Linked DNA regions of Homo sapiens: region 2 is linked to region 1. Evidence: chromatin contacts called from ENCODE Hi-C or POLR2A ChIA-PET data. All regions are on one chromosome and are shown on one strand. Each heading gives the region's core, a stretch centred on a gene start or an enhancer-like site at or near the end of the contact. The rest is flanking DNA. Distances are from core to core; before and after follow the strand shown.

Region 1 (6,833 bases), core at 2,037-4,536:
ATTTGTTACCACTCAGTAGACCACTGTTTCAGCTTCTTTCTTGGTAAGAACTGGTGGGGGGAAATGAACCCTTTTGTATCATTAGTGATATACATGATTGTTACATCTCCAGGTAAGTCACCCCTGTGGACGTTGATCTTCTGCCTTCATTGCAGTGGGCAGCTAATACAATAGCTAAGTGGGAGCAGCTAATACAATACAGTGGGAGGCTAAGGGCATGAAATCTGGAGCTGGACTGCCCGGGTTTGAATTTTTGCTTTGCACTTACTAAATATATGACCCTGATCGAGTTATTTCATCTCTCCGGTCCTCGGCTCGTTCATCTATAAAATAAGACTAATAATAGTAACCACCTCATAGGGTGGCTGTGGGGATCAAATGAGGTAATATCTGGAAAGTACTTAGATCAGTGCCTGGCATTCCACTGCTTTGATTTATATTCATTTCAGCTTTGGTGACAGTAGAGGTCAGGGGTTATGAATACAGGTTATAAACATGAGTCGGAAGGAATTCAGGTTCTGACTATGTGACCATGGACAAGTTATATAGCCTCCCTAACATCTCAGTTTTTCCCTTGTGTAAACTGGGGGTACTAATTACTACTTTACACAGGTTCTGTGAGAACTAATTGAGATGGCAAATGTAAAATGCCAAGTGCTAAGCATGGACGCAGTATATGGTATCTGCTGCCATTTTAGCGGGTTGCACTTAATGTTCCTGCCCTTAGGTGCTGGGGCCCTAAATCCATGCACTGGTCCTATGCATTGATCAAGGTGGCTGAGGAGAGTGAAAGCATTTGGAAGAGTGGAGAGATGACAATGAGAGTCACTTCCCATTTGTATGTCCTGGGCAGGGCATACTTAGCTGCATGAGACCCAGACCACTTTCCAGGGGCTCAGATAGGTAGGCATCACCATATAACACCAATATAACACCAATAACACACATATGCTGGTAACTAACAGAATACAAGAAGCATATCTGGAGCAAGGAGCTTCAAGGGTCCTAGAGAGGAAATATTTAGTTTAGCAGTCTTCCCGGAGGAAGAGGTTTTTAAGGTGAGTCTCAAAAAATTTACACACGGGAGAAGTTGGAGAAAATACTGGTCAAAAAGTCACTCATGTCATAAAGAACTTTGGATTCCAGGCCAAGGAATTTTTCCTTAATTCAGTCTGGAATGAGGGAGATATTGTATTGCAAAGTGGCTATAAGACAGGAACTAGTCTGAAAGGTGCCCAGGTATACTGGGCCAACAAATAGTGGTTTAGAAACCCTACTAACTGGTTGGCACTGCCATCGAAATTTATCTGGTGCTTTTAGAAGATGACATTTGGAGAGAGATATGCCTAGTACAGTTTTAATGCCAAATTAATTATGTGTTTTCTAACACATTTCCAAAAACCAGTGCCAAGGTGGTTGGGTTCATTATTGTGAACCTCACTGTATTACCTTATCATTGCCTATGAATTAGAAATAAAATGCACTTGTACTTGACTGTGGTGGTACCTACACAAGTCAGGAAATTGCATAGACCTAAACACAGGCACGTACGAATACGTACAAGTAAGACTGAGGAAATCTGAATAAGATGGGTGGATCGTATCAATGTCAATATCCCAATTGTGATACTGTATTAGAGTTTTGGAAGACATTACCAGTGGGGAGAACTGGGCAAAGTGAACAAACGATTTATTATTATTTTTTACAACTGCCTGTTACTCCGATTACTTCAAGAGTTGAAATTAAAAATGTATTAATAAGACTGGGTGCAGTGGCTCACTTTTGTAATTCCAGCACTTCAGGAAGCCGAGGCAGGAGGACAGCTTGAGCCCGGGCGTCTGAGACCAGCCTGGGCAGCATGGTGAAACTGCATCTCTACAAAAAAATTTTAGAAATTAGCTAGGCGTGGTGGTGCGTGCCTGTAGTTCCAGCTATTCGGGAGGCTGAAAAGGGAGGATGGCTTGATTCCAGGGAGTCGAGGCTGCAGCGAGCCCAGATCGCACCATTGCATTCTAGCCTAGGTGACAGAGCAAGATCCTGTCTCCAAAAATAAAATAAAAAAAAAATTAAAAAAAAGGAAAACAATGTATTAGTAAAAGTTATGTTTTGTAGAAATGTGTTGCACTCAGTCACAGTCTAGTCTCCTCAGTTACCCATATATAGGGATATAGGGATTCCTCGGGCACAAAATATGTTGTTATTTAATCCTGAGGCCTCAGCTGGAAAAGAGAGCCAAGTGCCTAGAACGAATGAGGTCCACTGTGCGGGAACTGCTTTGCAGTTTGTTAAATAATTATAACAATCACCCGAAACTTTAGACGGTTCTGTCCCCAGTGGGTCGATTTTACCCGTTTTCTGATTTACCGACTGCGTCTATGTCACTTTTGCGTCACTACCTCCAATGGCAGGGTTAAAATGATTCCTTTAATAATGAAATGAAGTTTCTCAATAATGAAAGGGCTAACTTAAAGTCGCCGGATGCAGCATTTCAAAGTTTAGGAAGTTACTTTTGAAAAGTACAACCGGCAGAGATGAGTGAACTTAGTTTTTTAACTGACTTGGAGAAGACCTTGCTAGCAGGGCAGGTTTATTACGAACTCTGTAATTATCCTTCTTTGCTAAGCTAAAGGTTTTCCTTTCCCAACCGTAAGACAGATTTCGACTTGAGTGAGAGCTGTGAACTTTTATAAAAGTGAAAGGGAAGAGAAGAAATGGCAGGCTGGGAATCTGGCCCGGAGACGGCGTCCACCGCGCTCGAGAGCAACAATCTGCATCACCAGAAAGGCAACTTCTCTACCCTACACTTGCAGACTTCCGCGAGTCCGGGAGCACTCAACGCAGTCACCCGCGCTTCCGCGTCCCGGACTAGGGAAACTGAGGCACGGTAGGCGCGTCGCGCGCAACTCCCGCCTCGGCGCCTGCCCCCTGGAAGAAACCCAGGCTTCCAGAGTTCTTCGCGCGAGCGCAGGGACTTCCAAGCCGCGCAGCTCCCGTCCGCCCCGCCCCGCCCCGCCCCGGCTCGGGACAAAGCCCGGAGCCCGCGCCGGGAGACGGAGGGCGGCTCCCGCGCGAGCCACGCTCCCCCGTGGGCGCGAGACTCCGCCCAGCTGCCGAAAGCCCGCGCCCCAACGGCGAAGCAGCCGCGCCGGTCCGCCCCGATTCCCCATGACGTCACCGGCGGCGGCAGGCCCCGCCTCCAGCCCCGGGCGGCAGGCCGCATGACGTCACCGAGGCCCCACCCCTCCGGAGCGAGTTCGGTCCTGGCGTTCATTTCATTCCTGTCCTCATTCCGAACATTCTTAGCATCGCTCGCGCCGCGCCGCGCCGCCTGAGCCGAGCCGAGCCTCTGCTGCCGCCGCCGCGGCCCCGCCGCCCGCCGCGGGCGCCCACCAAGCACTTTGCAGACTCGCTTCCACCCTGCGGGCCATTCCGCGCGGCGGGGCCCGGGCCCGGGGCGGCCGCGTCCAGGCACAGGCCATGCAGTGACGCCCCCCCACCCCTCCACCTTTGCCCGGAGCGCGGGCAGCAGCCCAGCGCGCCAGCCGGCCCCGGGGCAGGAGCGGTGCTAGGCAGGGGTGGGGTGGCCGGGCCCAGGGACCGGGAGCCGGGGAGGGAGCCGGGCACCGAGCAGAGGGCGGGGGAAGCGGCGCCGAAGTTTGCCTCGGACTCGCCGGGCGCTGCGGTGGCTCCCTGGGCCGAGGTAAGTTGGCGCGCGGGGCGGATGCTGGGGTGCGGGGGGCGCACGGGGCAGCGGGGGGCCGGCGGCGCGTCCCTCGCGGGCCGCTCTTTCTTTGCGGGCTCTGCTTTGTGTGCGACGGCGGGCGGGCACGCGGAGGGCCGCGGCCGGGCCCCCACACCCGCCTCCCCGCGCCCCCTCCGAGGTGAGCGGCCGGGCGCCGCCGCGCGACTTGCCAGGACGCCAAGTTGGGCCGCGCGCTGGGAGCCCGCGCGGCAACAGGCGGCCCCCGGCCGGCCGCGCCGCGCCCCCCGCGCGCCCCCTCTCCCGCCGCCTGCACGCGCACACACGCACACACCCTCGGGCGCCTTGGACGGGGTGCGCTGGGGAGCCAGAAGTTCGGAGCGAGCGCGGGCGGGCAGAGCCGCCGCCTCGGAGCCCGGAGCCGGCCTGCACCCCCCTGCTTTCGCCGCCGCCCCCCGGCGCCGGGTACCCCCGAGGCCGGCCCGGGTCTGCGCAGACTTGTGCCGCTGGCGGGGGGTTCGCTCCTTCTTCTCAAAGATGAAAAAGGGCACGGTCGTCTTTGCCGCTTCTCCAGGACTGTTGCTGCCGCTGCCGCCGCCGCTTCATTGCACATTCAAGTGGAAAATTTTCAGGAGTCAGCAGAAACATTGTGTCCAAAAAAGACTGAGTCGCAGTTACCACCAAACCCAGGAGGAGACTCTCCCTGGAAAACTTCCCTTCCCTTTCGGTAGGAAATACTGGGGGATTTGTTTGTTGATTGGAAGAGAAATGATCCCCGGGGGGGAGAAAATCTGGGTACACTTCTAGTCTTTGTTCGTAACAGCAACACTTGTTTTCAAAAGTCCAGAGTCCCGCTTTAAAGAAAGTTTAACTTCTGTGACTTTTCTTCTTTTTAAAAAAATAACTTTTGTATTTTTAAAAAATCAAAGCAATATTTTTAATGAGTCGAAAACAATGAGGACTCACACCTCCCCTCTCATGAAAATAAATGAAATCCAGATCAGAATTTTCTTTGCTTTTAAATTGCCTTTTTTAAAAGATTTATTTAAAGTTGGATAGTGTCACTATATAAAAATATTTATGAAACAATGAAATACCAGCCACCAGCGTTTCTCAGGAGGCTTGTTAACTTCTTAGAAGCAAGTGGCTTCCTGTGATTTGCAGAAATGAAAATTGACCTCAGTGAGCCCTGGAAACTTAGAGACAGATGATGTTCCAGGAGCAGGGAATGTAAAAAGGCCATGTTTAAAAACAGTGCGTTGGAAGGAGCCCAGGTCTTGGGATAGAAAGGTCTGTTAAGCCTGCCACATTTCAAAATAGTAAAAAGAAATACTAAAAACACTACACGTATTGCAAAGGAGCAGAACCTTATCAGTTCACAACAACCACAGATTTCTTTCTCCCCGCTTTCCACCTTGGTTGTTTTTGGAAGTTCAGGTGGTCTGATGGCTTGGGGTGCGCTGGTTGCCTGCAATGGTTACCTGAGTAGACATATCCCTCCCTTCAGGGAGATGTGATCCACTGTGTAGTCACAGCCGGGAGTGGGCTCCTTTCTCTGCAGGCTGCAGTGAATCTTGCTGGTCTTCTACGGATAGGGGCTTCTCTGAGGCACAGATTGGGGAACAGTCTTCAGGCTACGCCCGGTGCTTCACCCTTTCACTGTTGGGTTTGTGCCCCGCTTCTGTAAACAGCAGGGTCTTCGGGTCCAAGCATATCTGAATGCTTACAAGGACTAGACTTAAATCCAACTTCCTTAGGAATCTTTTCCTCTTTAGAAGGAAATAGTAGAACTAATTACAAAGTGACTCAGGAAAGACAAATGGATTCGTTGAACCTTTTGTCAGTAGTGAGGTTTTGAATTGTTGAATTTTTGGGGAAAGGCTTATTTTTCTAATCTCACTGTTTCCATAAATGGTCACAGATATTTTTCTTTAGTGTTTCTTTGTGCAACTCTATGTTGAACTCTCAGGTTTCAGGTTTTAAACAGTTAACAATTCTTTTATTTATTGTTGGTATAAAAAATGAACTGATGATAAGCTATATCCATTACGGGTTCTTGCTGATGGTATCAAAATGCCAAGGTAGACTATTTTATTTTTACTTTAATGGTAAATATTATTTGATCTGCAGTTTTAGGGGAATATTAGAACTTTTTTTTTTAAAAACGAGCTTGAAACAAAACCAGTATGACACTTTGCTTTGACAATATGGGTAAAGAAAATTATAGGGAAGAATCTGTAAATTCCTCCTCTGTGTGATCCTTTATAAAGTAATGAACTGCGGGGAACATGCCTGAGAGAGATTATTGGAGGGTTGGAGGGTTTTTTTTCTTTTCTTTTCCCAAAACAAAAACCAGGACTCACCATGACATATACTTAATTAAATTTAATTTAAAGGGGGAGGACATCCCAATTTAGTTTGAGCCAGACTGATAGGAATTTCTCACTGAGAGGCTTTTCCTTGCCTTGTGGTACAATGTGTGCCCAGGCCCCAGCAGCAAACTAATTACACATAAGGGCGGGTTTGGGAGGGCAGCCTGGGGGGAGTCGGCTTCCTCCTCCCTTTCCCATTTCCTCTCTCCCCCCACTTACTTTATACAGCAGGAATTATATATTAGTATACTCACTTGGGAGACTGGAGTCCCCTTTTATTTAGAAAAAGGAACAAATAAGTCATAAGGAAAAAAATGTTCGAGTTTTTTTCCCTGCTTGAGCTTCAGCAGTTTATAAACAATTTTGTGTTTTGTTGGTTCTTAGAATACAGAGCAACAATTATGAGGGCATTTCTTAACGGGAACGTTTGGGAAGAATATACTTTTATCATCGGTGTTTAGATCATATTTGTCCTTACATTTTCAGCAGAAAAGTATATAATACGAACAGTTTAAAGCATGTAGATCCCAAATATTAAATAGACTTTTGAAGAAATGAGCTGTGACATTAACAATATTTTAAGGTTGGTTGCTTCAGAAATGGATTGATCTCTCATACGTGGTGGTCATACAAGAGCCTGGGCATTTGTGGGATTACTTTTCTCTCTAATCTCATGTGTTATGTGTTAATTGTGAGCATAATTATGCTGCCTGCAAATGAAAATTGTGTCTTATCACTCAAGGTTGGTGCAAATAACTGTA
Region 2 (6,833 bases), core at 1,213-3,712, 330 kb after region 1:
AATCTATCACCAAGTCCTGCCTCTCCTGCCTCCTTGATAGCTCTCAATTGTGTCCAGTCTTCTCACCGCCACTATTCTCAGTATAGGTCATCATCTCTTCCTTGAATGAACGAGATAGTCTTCTAAAAGGCTTTCTTGCCTGTCATCCCCCACCCCCACCCATTGTCCTCAATGCAAACAGAGGGATCTTTAAAAAATCAAAATCTGTTCATGTTATGCCCTATGGTAGGCAGAATTCTAAGACAGCCCCATAATCTCCATCTTCCTGGGGGCTACTTTGGTGATTATATTACAGTACACAGCAAAAGGGGTTTTTCAGATATAGTTAAGGTTACTAATCAGTCAACCTTAAGACAGAGAAATTATCCAGGTAGGTTTGACTAATCAAGCACTTTAAAAGCAGAGTTTTCTCTAGCTAGTGGCAGAAGAGGATGGTAGATTGATTAGAAGCAAAGGAGGACTGGATGGATTTGACATGTGGTTGCTGACTTTAAAGTTGCAGGGAGGGGGGTGGATATCCTACAGAAAGGATCTGAGAGAGTTCTGTAGGAGCTGAGAGTGACCCTGGAGGACAGCCAACAAAAGAATGGGGACCTCAGACCTACAACTGAGAGGAACCAGATCATGCAAACAACCTGAATGGATTTGGAATTGGGTATTCCCCCAGAGCCTTCAGACAGGAACTTGAACCAGCCTATACCTTGCCTTTTGCCTCGGACATCCTGAGCAAAGTATGCAGCAGCCATGCCAAGTTGGACTTGTGATCTACAGAACAGTGAAGTAATAGATGGGTGTTGTTTTAAGTCACTAAGTTTGTGATAATTTGTTACATAACAATAGAAAACTAATATACCTCCGACCTTTCCAACCCCCCAATAAAACTACTGGGGATTTACCAGGCCCAGGCAGTTAATCGCTACACCAGTTCCATTAGGGAGGTATTTTTATTATCACCATTTCACAGACCAGGAAACTGAAGCTCAGAGAGATTAATACTTTTCCTAAGGTTATAGAGCTAGTACGTGGTGCTGAAATTTTTACTTGGCTGTTCTGACTCCAGATTTGCACTCTATGGGTTCTCATTGTCTTTAAGATAAATCCAAATACATAAGCATGGAATTAAAGGCCCTTCCTGATCCCATTCCTGTTCAATTATCCAACTTCAGTTTTAGGCACTCCTCTCAAATTCCTGACAGCCCCCATAACTAACATGCTCTTGATTCCTGACTGCACTACAATCCCTTCTAGAATGCTGCTTGTCCCTCCCCTCCATCTGCTTTCCTTTTGGCAGACTCTAATGGTCCTTTGGGTCTTGTCTAACACACCTCTTCTAGGGAAAGCCTTCCTTGCCCCTCCAAGATGGGTTGGATGCCACTCCAGGGTCCCCCAGAACCTCATGCTCTCCCTTATCAGAGGACACAGGACATTGTGTTGGGAATGTTTACTTGGCTGTGCCCTCCCACTAGACTGTGAACTCTTTGCAAGCCAGAACTGGCGATTAGTTCATTGTCAAATCCCTAGCGTAGGACCTGGAGCAGAGAGGTACTCAATAAATATTTGCTGAGTGAATCATTGAATGAACAAAAGTGCTTTAGCCAAGAGGCAATGGGGAGCCATCTAAGGTCTTGAAGAAAGGGAGTGAGCTTATTATTACACCTGTGCTCACAAGGACAAGTTCAGGGCAAACCTTGCACTCAGTGGACCATCCTCATCAGCAGTTAAGGATGAAACAAGTTCATTTGCATTGTGGCCTTGGGTTTCTTGCACTGTAAAGCTTGGCTGTTATCTCTTCTGGACCACATCTGAATATTAGAAAATGCCAGAAGCCTTCACAGTTTCCCCTTATGGAGGTGGAAAGCATAAAAATAGCTTGTGACTTGGGTCTGGGCCCTGAACTCCCACTAGAATGAGGAGCCCCTCTCCCAAAAAGGCTGTGGGAAGCTGAGGTGAAGGTGACGTGGAGACCCACTTACGTGACACTACAGGGAACGGGCAGCCGCCTCTGAAGGTCTGTCCCCCTCCAGCCCATACCGTTCCATGCCTGCACTTGCTCCCGGAGCACATTGCCGAATCTTGTTCTCCTTAGATATGCAAATATTGCTTCCTGTCGAGAAGGACTGGGAGGCCTTCCGCTTTAGAGGCAGCGCTTATAGCGCTAGCTGGTCGTGGAATGCGATTACAGCGTCTCCATTGGAGACCGCTGAGTGCCTCGGTTTCCCTGTCTGTGCAAAGTGCACTCCCCAGACGCCGCTGCCTCGAGGGACCAGGAAATGCGTCTGGGGGCGCCAGGAAAGATGAGAAGATAAAGTCACGATGCGTCCAGCTAGCTATAGACACAAGCAGAGGAGCCAGTAGGCCAAAGGAGACGCACAGCTGATCCGTGCCGAGGCGCGGGCTCCACTCCCTGAAGTGGAGGGACCCTTGAATCTTTCCTTGCGTAGGCGCGCGGCAGAGCAGCGATTTGGCGAAAAGGGCCGAGACTCAGGATGCCTGCAATGCGAGCGAGGGGCGGACAGGGCGCACGGGGCGCGGCAAGGCTGCGAGGGGCGGGCCTGGGCCCTGAGCCTCCTGCACTTCCAGCCACAGCTCTGGGCCTTGGGGGCGGGAAGGGGTGGAGCCACGTGGGGAGGAGCAAAACCCGGAGGTCCCGGGCACCTTGGGCAGAGCCAGAGCGGCGGGAGCCGGTCCTGGGCGCGTTGCCCCGGGAGCGCCCGTCGTCCGGGCAGAGCGCAGCCGCAACCGCGACCACAGCCGCAGTCGCTTTCCAGCCTGCCTTCGGTGCGCAGCGGGGGAACAGGGCTAGTGCAGCCGCCGGAGGGGGGCACGGGCTCCTCTCCCATCCCAGAGCTACTGGGCTGCCCTTGCTGTCCTCGCCGCCCCAGCAGACCCCGGCCGGACCTGCCACCTGCGCCCTGGTTGCGCCATGGATCCTTCGGAAAAGAAGATATCGGTGTGGATCTGCCAGGAAGAGAAGCTGGTGTCCGGCCTCTCCCGCCGCACCACTTGCTCCGACGTTGTGCGAGTGCTTTTGGAGGACGGCTGCCGGCGGCGACGGAGACAGCGGCGGAGCCGGCGGCTGGGGTCGGCCGGCGACCCGCATGGCCCGGGAGAGCTGCCCGAACCCCCGAACGAGGACGACGAGGACGACGACGAGGCGCTGCCGCAGGGCATGCTGTGCGGGCCCCCGCAGTGCTATTGCATCGTGGAGAAGTGGCGCGGCTTTGAGCGCATCCTCCCCAACAAGACGCGCATCTTGCGCCTCTGGGCTGCCTGGGGCGAAGAGCAAGAGAATGTGCGCTTCGTGCTAGTGCGCAGCGAGGCATCGCTGCCTAACGCCGGCCCCCGCAGCGCCGAGGCGCGCGTAGTGCTGAGCCGAGAGCGCCCCTGTCCGGCCCGCGGGGCCCCGGCGCGGCCCAGCCTGGCCATGACCCAGGAGAAACAGCGGCGAGTGGTGCGCAAGGCCTTTCGCAAACTGGCCAAGCTCAACCGGCGGCGCCAGCAGCAGACACCGTCGTCCTGTTCGTCCACTTCGTCGTCCACTGCCTCGTCCTGCTCTTCGTCGCCGCGGACCCACGAGAGCGCGTCGGTGGAGCGCATGGAGACGCTGGTGCATCTGGTGCTTTCCCAGGACCACACAATTCGCCAGCAGGTGCAGCGGCTCCACGAGCTGGACCGCGAGATCGATCACTACGAGGCCAAGGTGCACCTGGACCGCATGCGGCGTCACGGGGTCAACTACGTGCAGGACACTTACTTGGTTGGGGCAGGCATCGAGCTCGACGGGTCCAGACCGGGAGAGGAGCCAGAAGAGGTGGCGGCGGAGGCGGAGGAGGCGGCGGCGGCGCCCCCTCTAGCCGGCGAGGCGCAGGCGGCGGCGCTGGAGGAGCTGGCCCGGCGCTGCGACGACTTGCTGCGGCTTCAGGAGCAACGGGTTCAGCAGGAGGAGTTGCTGGAGCGCCTTTCAGCCGAGATTCAGGAGGAACTCAACCAGAGGTGGATGCGACGGCGCCAGGAGGAGCTGGCGGCGCGGGAGGAGCCCCTGGAGCCCGACGGTGGCCCCGACGGCGAGCTGCTGCTGGAGCAGGAACGGGTCAGGACGCAGCTCAGTACCAGCCTTTACATTGGGCTGCGGCTCAACACGGACCTAGAGGCCGTCAAGTCGGACTTGGATTACAGCCAGCAGCAATGGGACAGCAAGAAGCGCGAGCTACAGGGCCTTCTGCAAACTTTGCACACTTTGGAGCTGACGGTGGCACCGGATGGGGCTCCTGGCTCTGGCAGTCCCTCGCGGGAACCTGGGCCTCAAGCCTGCGCCGACATGTGGGTGGACCAGGCCCGTGGACTGGCCAAGAGCGGTCCTGGCAACGACGAAGACTCGGATACGGGACTGAGCTCTATGCATAGCCAAGACTCGGACTCCTTGCCCATGTGCGAATCCCTTGTGTAGGGGTGGGGGGCGGGGGGCGGGGGGCGGGAACAGGGGGATTCTTTTTTCTTGCAGAATGCAGTGGGCCAGCCGGCTCGCGGACTTGAAACCAGGCTGTTGCGAGCCCAGAGCTCCGGCTGGGCAGCAGCGCTCTGCGCAGCCTCGCGCTCATCTGGCTCCGGGGTGAGTGCAGAGCAGGGTGAGGGTAGAAGAAGTAGGATCCTCAATACAAGCTCATTAAAGAGAGGGAAGGAGGGAGGAGGCAAGAACCCCCTATACTGGAAAACAAACAACCCAAGGAAATTGACGTGGTCCGAGCCCATTTTCAAAGTAAGGAAGTATAATGGAGATTTCGCTACTCTTCTGTATGGGAAGGACTGATGGCAGCTAGAACTTTAGTTTGTGGTATGAAGTGCTTTAAAAGAAACACTTGGATGAAAAGGAAATTCCTTGAATGTTAATTGTGACTGTAAACGTGTTAAAACTAGCCAAAGAGGACGCACTGGTGTCGGTCTCTGCCTTTCTTACCTCTTTGATAAAACCCATAGGCACCAAAATCCTGGCTGTTTACATTTCTGCAGATTTGGGAATTACCCATCTGCTAAATCATTTGTCTTTTATTTTCTTTCAAAGGCTAAACTGTATCGAAGTCTAACCCTGTATTTCCTCCTAGTAAACACAATAGATGTTAAAAGGGAATTCTTTTCCCAAAATAACCTTTTATTATTACAAAAGCCAAACATAATCATTTGAGATATAAAATCCTGGCAAACATAATCGTGGTTAAAATTTAATCTGGGCCCTTTGGGATCTGTCCCTTCAAAGGCAGGTGAGTTGCCCTTTAATTCGTATTGCCACTTCATTGACTCAATCACTGTTATTTCAGAAAAAAATAAAAGGAAGTAGCAGAATTCAAGTTACGCAAAACAAAACTTGCTGTCTAACAAGCACTCTTTGAAAGCAAAGATGTTTTAGTGTTCAGCTTTTAAATTGAGCTATGTGATTAAAACCAACCATGACCTTAACGGATTTTACCCAAACTCGTCTAACTTCAGTATGTTTTGTCAGAGATTAATCAGTTACTTGTTCAAACTTAAATTGAGATAGTGTAAATATCAGGGTTTCCTAGATAAGGACAGAAAAGAAAAAAATAAAACAATCTCATAGTACTCCTTGGGTGAACAATGTGATTAACGATGGCACGTAGTCATGGAAAAAAAGATAAAAAGTGAGTTAAGAACTTGAATTACTCTTGTCTGGCACACGCCTATGCACATGCCAGGAGATGCAAGTGCAACACCATCTCAGTAGCTGGCGACAGAGCTGGTGGGGACTCCATGTAATTGTTCCAGTTGTTTCAATTAAAACTTATCAGTTGTAGCTAGTTGTTGGCCCCGCGGAAGGAGCCTGCTGGCCGATTTCCCTCTGCAGCTCAGTACTTCTGAGGAATGTGGGATCTAATCTGTCCTGAGAAGGTTATTAACAATGGGGCATGTGTGTGGTACCAGCATGGTGCAGAAGCCTCTTATCAACCTACTCTTGAGGGGCTGGCTCCAGTTTCAACACTACATGTGAAGATAACTTAAGAGGTCTTGCTTTATACAGAAGTTCCTTCCCTTGCAGAGATTCTCTATCTGCTTGTTGCCAATGGGAGCCTGCCCTTATGACCTCCTCAAACCACTGTTTGTGCTGTCTCCTTTTTAGAGACAGCACCCCCCACCCGCCCCGCACTACCACCACCACTGCCCTGGTATTACAACATGTGTGCCTGTTTGCAGATTTTCAAGTAAAAATGGGAATTTAAAGGCCATTTTCTTAATTGATGTTTTCAAAAGACATTAGCTGGCATAACTATGGTTTTTTAGTTTCATCTGATGCAGGAAATGTCTATGCATTTGGTCTTGAACATGATAAAAATGAGGAAGGGACTGAAAAAAACCCACCATCCCCAGACAATCATTTGATCCCATAAACACGAAACCTAATGATAGCTTTCATTTTGAGGCAGAGGTAAAATCCTCATTAGAGTGTGACAAAATGCTACTTGTCTGAATGGTTTATGCTGACAATGGGCTGACCTGGTGGTTTTAAAATTATTGTGCTGTTTTTCCCCCTCAGGGTGGTAGGGGAGTGATTCTTGGACGTTTATTAACTCAAAAAGAACGCAGAAGTTGGCAGAACAGAACTGCCTGGAAGAAAGGGGCTGTTTTCCTTTTCACTATTATTATTTTAAACTTTGATGGGCTGCTGACGTCAGCAAATATGCTTGACGCCTGTAAAGCAAATAAGCCACATCACAAGCAGAAAGCCTGTGGGATTTTCTGGTGCCCTATTTCTAGAACCTTCCCTGTTCTGACCATTTGAAGGTGCTTATTTAGTCAACCGTTCAGGCAGCTGCGAGGCTTTA

The links. Hi-C counts contacts between places; a loop is a spot of excess contacts on that map. ChIA-PET counts read pairs that join two places held with the same protein, here RNA polymerase II (POLR2A). Pooled maps may share reads with other maps.
Region 2: a loop to region 1 is called in a pooled map, with 2.4 times the contacts of the local background. The contact joins the promoter of RASSF10-DT here to the promoter of TEAD1 in region 1. A Hi-C loop is called at or near these places in 1 of 37 single-sample maps with no recorded cell type and 3 of 50 pooled maps. POLR2A ChIA-PET finds 5 or more read pairs at or near these places in 1 of 52 experiments (Panc1).

What each region holds. Positions count from the first base shown.
Region 1 is chr11:12,671,135-12,677,967 of GRCh38, forward strand. TEAD1 (TEA domain transcription factor 1) reads left to right here and starts at 3,287. Exons shown (of 13, transcript NM_021961.6): 1 at 3,287-3,700; 2 at 4,275-4,427. RefSeq lists a silencer at 2,979-3,278 and enhancers at 4,114-4,928, 4,929-5,742, 5,926-6,505.
Region 2 is chr11:13,006,654-13,013,486 of GRCh38, forward strand. RASSF10-DT (RASSF10 divergent transcript) reads right to left here and starts at 2,463. Exons shown (of 4, transcript NR_187419.1): 1 at 1,974-2,463. It overlaps RASSF10 (Ras association domain family member 10), which reads left to right and starts at 2,663. Exons shown (of 1, transcript NM_001080521.3): 1 at 2,663-5,466. The coding sequence starts at 2,924. The coding sequence ends at 4,447.